Linked DNA regions of Homo sapiens: region 1 is linked to region 2. A link is an interaction called in ENCODE POLR2A ChIA-PET data of the cell type or tissue named here. Cell type or tissue: B cell. All regions are shown on one strand. Each heading gives the region's core, and the rest is flanking DNA. Links, peaks and the distances in the headings are about the cores only.

Region 1 (2,500 bases), core at 1-2,500, 1.7 Mb after region 2:
GACAATGAGAGAGTTGTGGAGGAGGCAAAGGGCTGGGGGCACAGCAGGCAGTACAAGCCCCAGCCAGAGGCTGATGGTGAGCAGGGGAGAGGCGGCAGAGGCTGGCTGGGCCAGGCTGTCCGGAAGGGGCACAGGGCAGAATGGGACTAATGGCGCCCTGTGGAGGGGAGGGCTGGGACAGTGAGAGCGCAGGGCGACATGGGTGTAGATGTGGGGGCTGGCGGCAGGTAGGAGGAGATAGTGGCAGGGAGGATGGTGCAAAATGGTGGCTGGGGTCAGAGGACAAGGATAAATGAGACTGGGGAAGAGGTGGGGCAGCTGGCTGGGAGCTGGGATAGAAAAAGGCCACAGGATGATCCAAAAGGAGCAGGAGGGGGCAGTACATGGGCAGGGATGGGCACCCGGGCCACCACCCACCTGCAGGCGGCTGCTGTGCTCCTGCGCCCGCTGGCTCTGCAGCAGCAGCTCCTGGGCACGGCCCTGCAGGCTCCCCAGCTGCCCCTCCAGGTGCTGCAGCTGCCCCTGCAAAGCTGCCTTCTCTGCCACCAGCATCGCATTCTGCCCAGAAGTGGGGGTTAGCAATAGCCAGGTGGCGGGGGCACCCCCTAGTGCCTACCACAGGCCCACACTCACACTGCATGGGGCACCCCCACCCCCGGGCCCACTGTGAGTCCACACTCACACTGCACGGGATACCCCCCAGCCCAGGGTCCACCGTGGACCCACACTCACACTGCACGGGGCACCTCCCCAGGGCCCACTGTGGGCCCACACTCACACTGCGCTCCACCTCAATAAGCCGCACATTCTGGGTCTCCACCAGCTGAGGCTCCGCACGCTTTTTGGGCCCCAGCCCCGCGGGGCCCTGGCGCAGCTGCAAGGAGAGTCCCTGGGAGGTCATGCGGGACAGCCGCAGTGCCTTGGGGATGCCTCAAGGACCTGCGCTTATGGACCTGCCCTGCCAGCAGCATTTAGCCTAGTCCACCCCGCCCCAATCCCATGCCTTCCCTTGGATCCCACAAGTCCCTGCTCCTGGTTCCTGAAGCTCCACCGTCACCACCCTGCCCTTCTCAACTTCTGTCTCTCTGCGGCAGAGCCTTCTGCTCATAACACTTCTCCATCCCACTACTCCTCTAAGACTATTTGGTTTTTTGTTTTTGTTTTGAGACAGAGTCTCACTCTGCCACCCAGCCAGGAGTGCAGAGGTGTGATCTGGGCTCACTGCAACCTCTGCCTCCCGGGTTCAAGCAATTCTCCTGCCTTAGCCTCCCGAGTAGCTGGGATTACAGATGTGGGCCACCACGCCTGGCTAATTTTTAGGGTTTTTTTTGTTTTTTTGGGTTTTTTTGAGACGGAGTCACACTCTGTCACCCGGGCTGGAGTGCAGTGGTGTGATCTCGGCTCACTGCAACCTCCTCCTCCCAGGTTCAAGCAATTCCCCTGCCTCGGCCTCCTGAGTAGCTGGGACTACAGGCGCCCACTACCATGCCCAGCTAACAGCTAATTTTTGTTGTTGTTGTTGTATTTTTAGTAGAGATGGGGTTTCACGGTGTTCATCAGGATGCTCTCGATCTCCTGACCTCATGATCCATCTGCCTCGGCCTCCCAAAGTGCTGGGATTACAGGCGTGAGCCACCACGCCCGGCCTGATTTTTGTATTTTTAGTAGAGATGGGGTTTCACCATATTGGTCATGCTGGTCTCGAACTCCTGACCTCAGGTGATCCACCTGCCTTGGCCTCCCAAAGTGCTGGGATTACAGGCATGAGCTGCTGTGTGGGGCCTTCTCTAAGCCTCTGTTTCAACCCCACCTTCTCCACAAAACCTTCCCTGATAGACTCGCATGCACCTGCTGGGTATCTTGCTGGGTACCACCCTCCCAAGCCCCTGCATGGCCTCCTCACAGCCCCTGGCACCTAGTTATTGTCACCTGTTTTCTTGCCTCTATCCTGACTGTCCTGTGAGCTCCCTGAGGATGGCAGCCTGGGATTGGGCCCCACCACCACCCCACCCTCCGTGTGGAGCCCGCACACAGCCTGGGTATCAGAAACCATCGCTGGCTTCCTTGATGCCAAACACTGAGCTCCCTAGGCAGTGGAGGACCTCGGGTGAGACAGGCGGAGCAGTCATCCACAGCAGAAGTTCTGTCCATGTGCAGAATGGGGAAAATGAGACCCCAGATAAGTCAACACGGCCACCTGACTCCCAGCACAGTGCTCTCTCCAACAGGCCCCACATGGGGAGTGAGGCAAGTAGCTAGCCAAGAATCCAGAGGCAAGACTAGGAGGACAGATGACCCTGGCATCTGCTCATGGGATGGAGGGCAGGGTGGCATGGCCCCCAGCTCCCAGGCGGGCAGGCATCACCTGGAACAGCTCCTCTTCCAGCTGCAGGGCCCTGGTCTTGAGCTCCATCAGCGCCTCCTCCTTGCTGGTCGCCGCCGCCTGCAGCTCAGCTTCCAGCCGCTGCTCCAAGCCCTGGTACCTGCCAGGAGAATCCTT
Region 2 (9,517 bases), core at 4,055-6,554:
TTGCTTAGAAGGCTGAGGCAGAAGAATTCCTTCAACCTGGGAGGTGGAGGTTGCAGTGAACTCAGATCACGCCATTGCATTTCAGCCTGGGCAACAGAGTGAGACTCTATCTCAAAAATTTAAAAAAAAAAAAGAAGAAATTACAAACTTATTGGGAAAATGTGGGTGCTGATGAAAAAGCCAAACAGTTTTCGACAGCTGGAATTCACCAGATAATACCTAAAGATTGTTTTCTAAATAAGTCTGTAAAACTACGTGACTCTCTAAAATATATGTATAACTTTGATTAAAAATAAAAGCAATAATGAGGCCGGGCGTGGTGGCTCACGCCTGTAATCCCAGCACTTTGGGAGGCCAAGGCGGGTGGATCACTTGAGGTCAGGAGTTCGAGACCATCCTGGCCAACATGGTGAAACTCCGTCTCTACTAAAAATACAAAAATTAGCCAGGCATGGTAGCATGTGCCTGTAACCCCTGCTGTTCAGGAGGCTGAGGCAGGAGAATCACTTGAATCCAGGAGATTGAGTTCGTAGTGAGTGGAGATCACATCACTGCACTCCAGACTGGGCAACAGAGTAAGTCTCCGTCTCAAAACAACAACAATTCTCTTTGAAGCAATTGTGAATGGGAGTTCACTCATGATTTGGCTCTCTGTTTGTCTGTTATTGGTGTGTAAGAATGCTTGTGATTTTTGTACATTGATTTTGTATCCTGAGACTTTGCTGAAGTTGCTTATCAGCTTAAGGAGATTTTGGGCTGAGACAATGGGGTTTTCTAGATATACAATCATGTCATCTGCAAACAGGGACAATTTGACTTCCTCTTTTCCTAACTGAATACCCTTTATTTCCTTCTCCTGCCTAATTGCCCTGGCCAGAACTTCCAACACTATGTTGAATAGGAGTGGTGAGAGAGGGCATCCCTGTCTTATGCCAGTTTTCAAAGGGAATGCTTCCAGTTTTTGCCCATTCAGTATGATATTGGCTGTGGGTTTGTCATAGATAGCTCTTATTATTTTGAGATACGTCCCATCAATACCTAATTTATTGAGAGTTTTTAGCATGAAGGGTTGTTGAATTTTGTCAAAGGCCTTTTCTGCATCTATTGAGATAATCATGTGGTTTTTGTCTTTGGTTCTGTTTATATGCTGGATTACATTTATTGATTTGTGTATATTGAACCAGCCTTGCATCCCAGGGATGAAGCCCACTTGATCATGGTGGATAAGCTTTTGGATGTGCTGCTGGATTCGGTTTGCCAGTATTTTATTGAGGATTTTTGCATCGATGTTCATCAAGGATATTGGTCTAAAATTCTCTTTTTTGGTTGTGTCTCTGCCCGGCTTTGGTATCAGGATGATGCTGGCCTCATAAAATGAGTTAGGGAGGATTCCCTCCTTTTCTGTTGATTGGAATAGTTTCAGAAGGAATGGTACCAGTTCCTCCTTGTACCTCTGGTAGAATTCAGCTGTGAATCCATCTGGTACTGGACTCTTTTTGGTTGGTAAGCTATTGATTATTGCCACAATTTCAGAGCCTGTTATTGGTCTATTCAGAGATTCAACTTCTTCCTGGTTTAGTCTTGGGAGGGTGTATGTGTCGAGGAATTTATCCATTTCTTCTAGATTTTCTAGTTTATTTGCGTAGAGGTGTTTGTAGTATTCTCTGATGGTAGTTTGTATTTCTGTGGGATCGGTGGTGATATCCCCTTTATCATTTTTTATTGCGTCTATTTGATTCTTCTCTCTTTTTTTCTTTATTAGTCTTGCTAGCGGTCTATCAATTTTGTTGATCCTTTCAAAAAACCAGCTCCTGGATTCATTAATTTTTGAAGGGTTTTTTGTGTCTCTATTTCCTTCAGTTCTGCTCTGATTTTAGTTATTTCTTGCCTTCTGCTAGCTTTTGAATGTGTTTGCTCTTGCTTTTCTAGTTCTTTTAATTGTGATGTTAGGGTGTCAATTTTGGATCTTCCCTGCTTTCTCTTGTGGGCATTTAGTGCTATAAATTTCCCTCTACACACTGCTTTGAATGCGTCCCAGAGATTCTGGTATGTTGTGTCTTTGTTCTCGTTGGTTTCAAAGAACATCTTTATTTCTGCCTTCATTTTGTTATGTACCCAGTAGTCATTCAGGAGCAGGTTGTTCAGTTTCCATGTAGTTGAGTGGTTTTGAGTGAGATTCTTAATCCTGAGTTCTAGTTTGATTGCAATGTGGTCTGAGAGACAGTTTGTTATAATGTCTGATCTTTTACATTTGCTGAGGAGAGCTTTACTTCCAACTATGTGGTCAATTTTGGAATAGGTGTGGTGTGGTGCTGAAAAAAATGTATATTCTGTTGATTTGGGGTGGAGAGTTCTGTAGATGTCTATTAGGTCCGCTTGGTGCAGAGGTGAGTTCAATTCCTGGGTATCCTTGTTAACTTTCTATCTTGTTGATCTGTCTAATGTTGACAGTGGGGTGTTAAAGTCTCCCATTATTATTGTGTGGGAGTCTAAGTCTCTTTGTAGGTCACTCAGGACTTGCTTTATGAATCTGGGTGCTCCTGTATTGGGTGCATATATATTTAGGATAGTTAGCTCTTCTTGTTGAATTGATCCCTTTACCATTATGTAATGGCCTTCTTTGTCTCTTTTGATCTTTGTTGGTTTAAAGTCTGTTTTATCAGAGACTAGGATTGCAACCCCTGCCTTTTTTTGTTTTCCATTTGCTTGGTAGATCTTCCTCCATCCTTTTATTTTGAGCCTATGTGTGTCTCTGCACGTGAGATGGGTTTCCTGAATACAGCACACTGATGGGTCTTGACTCTTTATACCTAGGAATCCAACTTACACGGGACGTGAAGGACCTCTTCAAGGAGAACTACAAACCACTGCTCAATGAAATAAAAGAGGATACAAACAAATAGAAGAACATTCCATGCTCATGGGTAGGAAGAATCAATATCGTGAAAATGGCCATACTGCCCAAGGTAATTTATAGATTCAATGCCATCCCCATCAAGCTACCAATGACTTTCTTCACAGAATTGGAAAAAACTACTTTAAAGTTCATATGGAACCAAAAAAGGGCCCGCATCACCAAGTCAATCCTAAGCCAAAAGAACAAAGCTGGAGGCATCACGCTACCTGACTTCAAACTATACTATAAGGCTACAGTAACCGAAACAGCATGGTACCAAACAGAGATATAGATCAATGGAACAGAACAGAGCCCTCAGAAATAACGCCGCATATCTACAACTATCTGATCTTTGACAAACCTGAGAAAAACAAGCAATGGGGAAAGGATTCTCTATTTAATAAATGGTGCTGGGAAAACTGGCTAGCCATATGTAGAAAGCTGAAACTGGATCCCTTCCTTACACCTTATACAAAAATTAATTCAAGATGGATTAAAGACTTAAACGTTAGACCTAAAACCATAAAAACCTTAGAAGAAAACCTAGGCATTACCATTCAGGACATAGGCATGGGCAAGGACTTCATGTCTAAAACACCAAAAGCAATGGCAACAAAAGCCAAAATTGACAAATGGGATCTAATTAAACTCAAGAGCTTCTGCACAGCAAAAGAAACTACCATCAGAGTGAACAGGCAACCTACAAAATGGGAGAGAATTTTCGCAACCTACTCATCTGACAAAGGGCTAATATCCAGAATCTACAGTGAACTCAAACAAATTTACAAGAAAAAAACCAACAACCCCATCAAAAAGTGGGCGAAGGACATGAACAGACACTTCTCAAAAGAAGACATTTATGCAGCCAAAAAAGACATGAAAAAATGCTCACCATCACTGGCCATCAGAGAAATGCAAATCAAAACCACAATGAGATACCATCTCACACCAGTTAGAATGGCAATCATTAAAAAGTCAAGAAACAACAGGTGCTGGAGAGGATGTGGAGAAATAGGAACACTTTTACACTGTTGGTGGGACTGTAAACTAGTTCAACCACTGTGGAAGTCAATGTGGCGATTCCTCAGGGATCTAGAACTAGAAATACCATTTGACCCAGCCATCCCATTACTGGGTATACACCCAAAGGACTATAAATCATGCTGCTATAACAACATATGCACACGTATGTTTATTGCAGCACTATTCACAATAGCAAAGAGTTGGAACCAACCCAAATGTCCAACAATGATAGACTGGATTAAGAAAATGTGGCACATATACACCATGGAATACTATGCAGCCATAAAAAATGATGAGTTCATGTCCTTTGTAGGGACATGGATGAAATTGGAAATCATCATTCTCAGTAAACTATCGCAACAACAAAAAACCAAACACTGCATATTCTCGCTCATAGGTGGGAACTGAACAATGAGAACACATGGACACAGGAAGGGGAACATCACACTCTGGGGACTGTTGTGGGGTGGGAGGAGGGGGGAGGGATAGCTTTAGGAGATATACCTAATGCTAAATGATGAGTTAATGGGTGCAGCACACCAGCATGGCACATGTATACATATGTAACTAACCTGCACATTGTGCACATGTACCCTAAAATTTAAAGTATAATAATAATAAAAGAAAAAAAAAAGAAAAAAAACAACAACAACAACAATGAGAAAAAAAACTACTGGGGAATTTGGACTACCAAAAAATAAAACCAGGCTGGGCGTGGTGGCTCATGCCTGTAATCCTAGCACTTTGGGAGGCCGAGGTGGGTGGACTGCTTGAGCTCAGAAGTTCAAGACCAGACTGGACAACTTGGTGAAACCTCGTCTCCACTAAAAATACAAAAATTAGCTTGGTGTGGTGGCACACACCTGTAATCCTAGAGACTCGGGAGGTTGAGGCCTGAGAATCACTTTAACTTGGGAGGCGGAGGTTGCAGTGATCTGAGATCCACTACTGCACTCCAGCCTGGGCTGGAGTGAGAGTCTGTCTCAAAAAAATAAATAAGTAAAACAAACCAGGGAGGAAAGTAATCAAATGCTGAAACTTCAAATGAAACAAAAACACAATTAAAAGGAGCATTTGTCTTTTCTAAGAATCTGTATGCTAAATGTAATGCTAATTAAAGAGACTAAGATTTACTGGGGTGGAGAAATCATATTGAAATTCAATATTTTATTAGTATTAGGCATATTCCATATTAAAATTGTAAAAACTGTATCCCTTCTTCACAACTTACATTCCAAGTTCTCATTATCTTTTTATCCACTAACAGGCCAAGGATTTCTCAATCCATTGGCTGGAAAGTCAGGGTTATCGTGCATTTATATGAAAGAAAATCTAATTATAATAATATATCACCTATATTCATCTGATACCTTTCACTGAGGAACATAAAACTCTTTAGTGATTCTATCTTTCTCCTCAGAGCATTTCTAAGCAGTAAGACAATGAAGGGTCTGGAAAGTGAGTGGTTTGCCTACTTTCATTTAGAAAATCAGAATTAAGACACAGGAATCCCAACAGATCAGTGCTCTTGTTGCCTTCCTACATACACACACTTTTAGAAAACAGGTGCCACTTTTAGGCAGGGCACGGTGGCTGATGCCTGTAATCCCAGCACTTTGGGAGGCTGAAGCAGGAGGATCACTTGAGTCCAGGAGTTCACCAGCCTGGGCAACAGTGGGACCTTGTCTCTACAAAAAATAAACAAAATTAGCTGGGTGTGGCAGCACGGGCCTGTAGTCCCAGCTACTTCCGAGGCTGAGATGGGAGGATTGCTCGGGCCTGGGAGGTTCAGGCTGCAGTGAGCTGAGATCATGCCACTGTGCTCCAGCATGGGCAACAGAGCAAGACCCTATCTGAAAAAAAAAAAAAAAAAAAGAAAGGAAAGAAGAGAAAAGAAGAGAAGAGAAAGAAAAGAAGAAAAGAAAAGCCAAGCCAAGCCAAGCCAAGCCAAGTCAAGTCAAGCCAAGCCACTTTCTGTAAGTTATGGCTAAAGTGTCCATGTTCAAAGAACCCCAAACTGGATGGATCCAAACTATTTAGGAGGTTTCCTCTTGGTAATTATGCCCACAGTCCCGGCAAAGAAGAGTTAACAAATACTTGAATTTATACCAATGGCATTTCTTTTTTTTTTTTTTTTTTTTGAGATGGAGTCTCGCTCTGTCCTCCAGGCTGGAGTGCAGTGGCGCGATCTTGGCTCACTGCAAGCTCAGCCTCCCGGGTTCACGCCATTCTCCTGCCTCAGCCTCTCGAGTAGCTGGGACTACAGGTGCCCGCCACCACACCCAGCTAATTTTTTGTATTTTTAGTAGAGACGGGGTTTCACTGTGTTAGCCAGGATGGTCTCGATCTCCTGACCTTGTGATCTGCCCACCTTGGCATCCTAAAGTGCTGGAATTACAGACGTGAGCCATCGCGCCCAGCCACCAATGGCATTTCTATGGTGCTCTGAGATACAAAGCATTTATAAGTTGTCTCGTCTGTTCTTCCCAAGAACTCTGAGTAGTCAGCTAGATAGTTATATTTACTTATTTCTATTTCGAGGAGAAGATTGAGCTGCAAAAGGTCATAGACCCCAAATCACAGAGTTTCTAATTGCTAAAAGAAGGATTTAATTCTTCTGGTTCCAAGTCCAGCGTTCAATCCACTCTACCAGGAAGCTTGTAAGCAGAAGTCTGTAAAGATTAACTGTTTGCTAATTTTTATAAAGTCTAGGTTGTATTAATAAATGGCAACACTTGAAACTGTTGACTTATTTTAGGTCTCTTCCTGCAAAAAAATCACACGCACTTGGGGACATTCAAGCATGCTTACATTTATGAACTATAATAACTGTCATAATAAGAGCAAAATGTCTTTAACAATTGAGTCTCAAAAGAATGATGGTGGTGGTAATGTCTCTGGGGTTGTCACAATGATTGAGAATTCACTGACATTCAGTGGTGGGAAAAATAAGAATGCCAAACATCCTACGACCCACAGTTGTGGGAACCTTCGAGTCCTGCACAATTAAGAAATGACTAGCTTCCCACATGATTTTCAACATTCATGTGAGTGAAAACATTCTGCCCAGGGATAGAATGAGGTTTTGTAGGGCCTACAGCTTAAAAAAGAGTCCTCTATAAGAAAAAGCATACAAAATTACAATTACAAAATTAGCTTTAGGGTTTAAAAATATCAAATATATAGGAATACATCTAAAGAAAAGTACAGAATACTTATATGCTAAAATATGCAAAACCATGACCTAAATAAATAAAGGGACATATGTCTATGAATTAAAAGATTCAATTTTAAAGATTTCAATTATCTGCACATCAATCCATAGAGATCAATGCAATCCTGAATAAAATTTCTCCCCCAAGAGAAGTTTTTAAGGAAACTGAAAAGCTGATTCTAAAATTCCTAAGGAAACACAAAAGGCAAAGACTACCTTAAGGCAATTATGAAGAAGCACAAAGCGGGAAGACACACTACGTAACAGGCCTATTATAAAGATACAGTCACGGAGACAGGGCGGCATTGATGCAAGGATGGACAGACTGACCGATGGTACAGAACAGAAAGCCTAAAATTAGAACTGCATGTAAAATATCATGGGACTTATGATCAAGGTGATAATGCAGTGCAGTGGGAAAAGGATGACCTTGTAAATAAATGGTACAGGGTTGAGTATCCGTATCAGGGGAAATGTGTCTTAATCCATACCTCACATCACATACAAATATCAATTTCAGATGGACTGGAACTCTAAATGTCGAAGGCAAACAATAAAACTTTTAGAAGAAAACAGTAGAGGACATCTTCATGATCTTAGAGTAGGCAAAGATTTCTTAAATAGAAAATAAAAGGTACTAAACAAAGGAAAAAATTGATAAATTGAATTATAAGATTAAGAATTTCTGTTCATTGAAAGACACCACTGAAAGAGTAAAAAGGTTGCTTGATATCGTCATAAAAATAAATAAATAAATAAATAAATATAAAGAGTAAAAAAGGAACACACAGAGTATGAGAAGATATTTTTGAGAAAAACAACTCCTAAAGGTAAATAAGAAACAGAGAGACAACCAAAATAGATAAATGTGCAATCAACCTGAACAGACAGTTCATAAAAGAGGATACACACACGGCCAACAAATACATGAAAAGGTGCTCAACATCATTGGGGAAATGCAAATTAAAGCCATAGGAGAAATCATTTTACTCCAGCCCAATTCTTTGCCTTGAAAAAGGCAAAAAAAAACCAAAAAACAATTGTTGGTGGAGATGTGCAGCAACAGGAACTTTCATATATTGCTCAGCTGAATATACTGTCCATATACCCCACAGCCCGGCAATCTGACTCCCAGGTATATACTGCAGAGAAATGAGTGCTTTGGTCTACCAACAGACATGTACAAGAATGCCCACAGTAGCACTATTCAGCATAGCCCAAACTGGAAATCTCCCATATAGCCATCAACAGCGGACTGTACACAAACTACGATATACTCACACCATGGAATACAGTACTACATAGCAACAAGATTACATTCACTACAACTCCATGCAACAAGGTGGATGCATCACATAAACATAATGTTGAGCAGCAGAAGTTAGATACAAGTGTTCTTGGCTGGCTCATGCCTGCAATCCCAGCACTGTGGGAGGCCAAGGCAGGTGGATCACCTAAGGTCAGGCATTCAAGACCAGCCTGGCCAACATGGTGAAACCCTTCCTCTACTAAAAGTACAAAAAATTAGCGGGGCATGGTAGCGCATGCCTGTAATCCCAGCTACAGGGGAATGCTGAGGCAGGAGAATCACTTGAACCTGGGAGGCGGAGGTTGCAGTGAGCAGAGATCGTGCCATTGCACTCCAGCCTAGGCGACAGAGCAAGACTCTGTCTCAAAAAAAAAAACAAAAAAAAAAAACAAGTGTTCTTTTGTACTTCATCCACTGTGTGAAGTACAAAAGCAGGCAAAACTAATGCGTGCTGCTGGAAATTAGGAAACTAGCTATCGTTGGTGGAGTGGGAGGGGTGGTATTAGAAGGGGGCATGGTAATGTTCTGGGGCGTTGGTAATGTTGTTTCTTGATGTGAGTGCTGCTTATATGTTCAGTTTATGAAAATTTATCAAGTTAGGCTTATGATATATGTCCTTTTCTGAGTGTACATGACATTCCAAACAAAAGGTTTTTTGTTTATTTCCATGACACAGCCTCAGAAGGCCCTGAAAACGTGCTCAAAAGGTGTTTGGGGCCGGCCCCACGCCTGTAATCCCAGCACTTTGGGAGGCAGAGGTGGGTGGATCACTTGAAGTCAGGAGTTCGAGATCAGCCTGACCAACTTGGTGAAACCCCATTTCTACAAAAAAATTAAAACACTGGCCAGGCATGGTGGTGTGTGCCTGTAATCCCAGCTACTCAGGAGGCTGAGGCACGAGAATCACTTGAGCCTGGGAGGCGGAGGTTGCCATGAGCTGAGATCACACTACTACACTCCAGCCTGGCGGACAGAATGAGACCCTGTCTCAAGGGAAAAGAAAAAAGGTGTTTTTGCTTTTGTTTTTCTAATTAGGGCCCTGGAAGTAGCCTGTGCATGTACAGGGCCCTAAAAC

The links. Peaks named below come from ENCODE experiments on the same cell type or tissue, not always from the same donor. Only the 100,000 strongest peaks of a DNase experiment are listed, where the experiment ranks them.
Region 1: POLR2A ChIA-PET joins it to region 2 with 5 read pairs; 1 of 35 experiments calls an interaction of 5 or more read pairs at or near these places.

Annotation. Positions count from the first base shown.
Region 1 is chr11:64,349,534-64,352,033 of GRCh38, reverse strand. CCDC88B (coiled-coil domain containing 88B) reads right to left here. Exons shown (of 27, transcript NM_032251.6): 16 at 2,366-2,483; 17 at 779-874; 18 at 418-558. Among named protein-coding and RNA genes, the nearest start is that of RPS6KA4, 8.4 kb to the left of the region's middle. In B cell, for the core only: no CTCF peak of the experiment used is centred there; a DNase peak (open chromatin) is centred at 973.
Region 2 is chr11:66,086,549-66,096,065 of GRCh38, reverse strand. The region is part of intron 1 of PACS1 (phosphofurin acidic cluster sorting protein 1); the gene reads right to left. Among named protein-coding and RNA genes, the nearest start is that of PACS1, 21 kb to the right of the region's middle. In B cell, for the core only: no CTCF peak of the experiment used is centred there; no DNase peak of the experiment used is centred there; H3K27ac peaks cover 548 bases.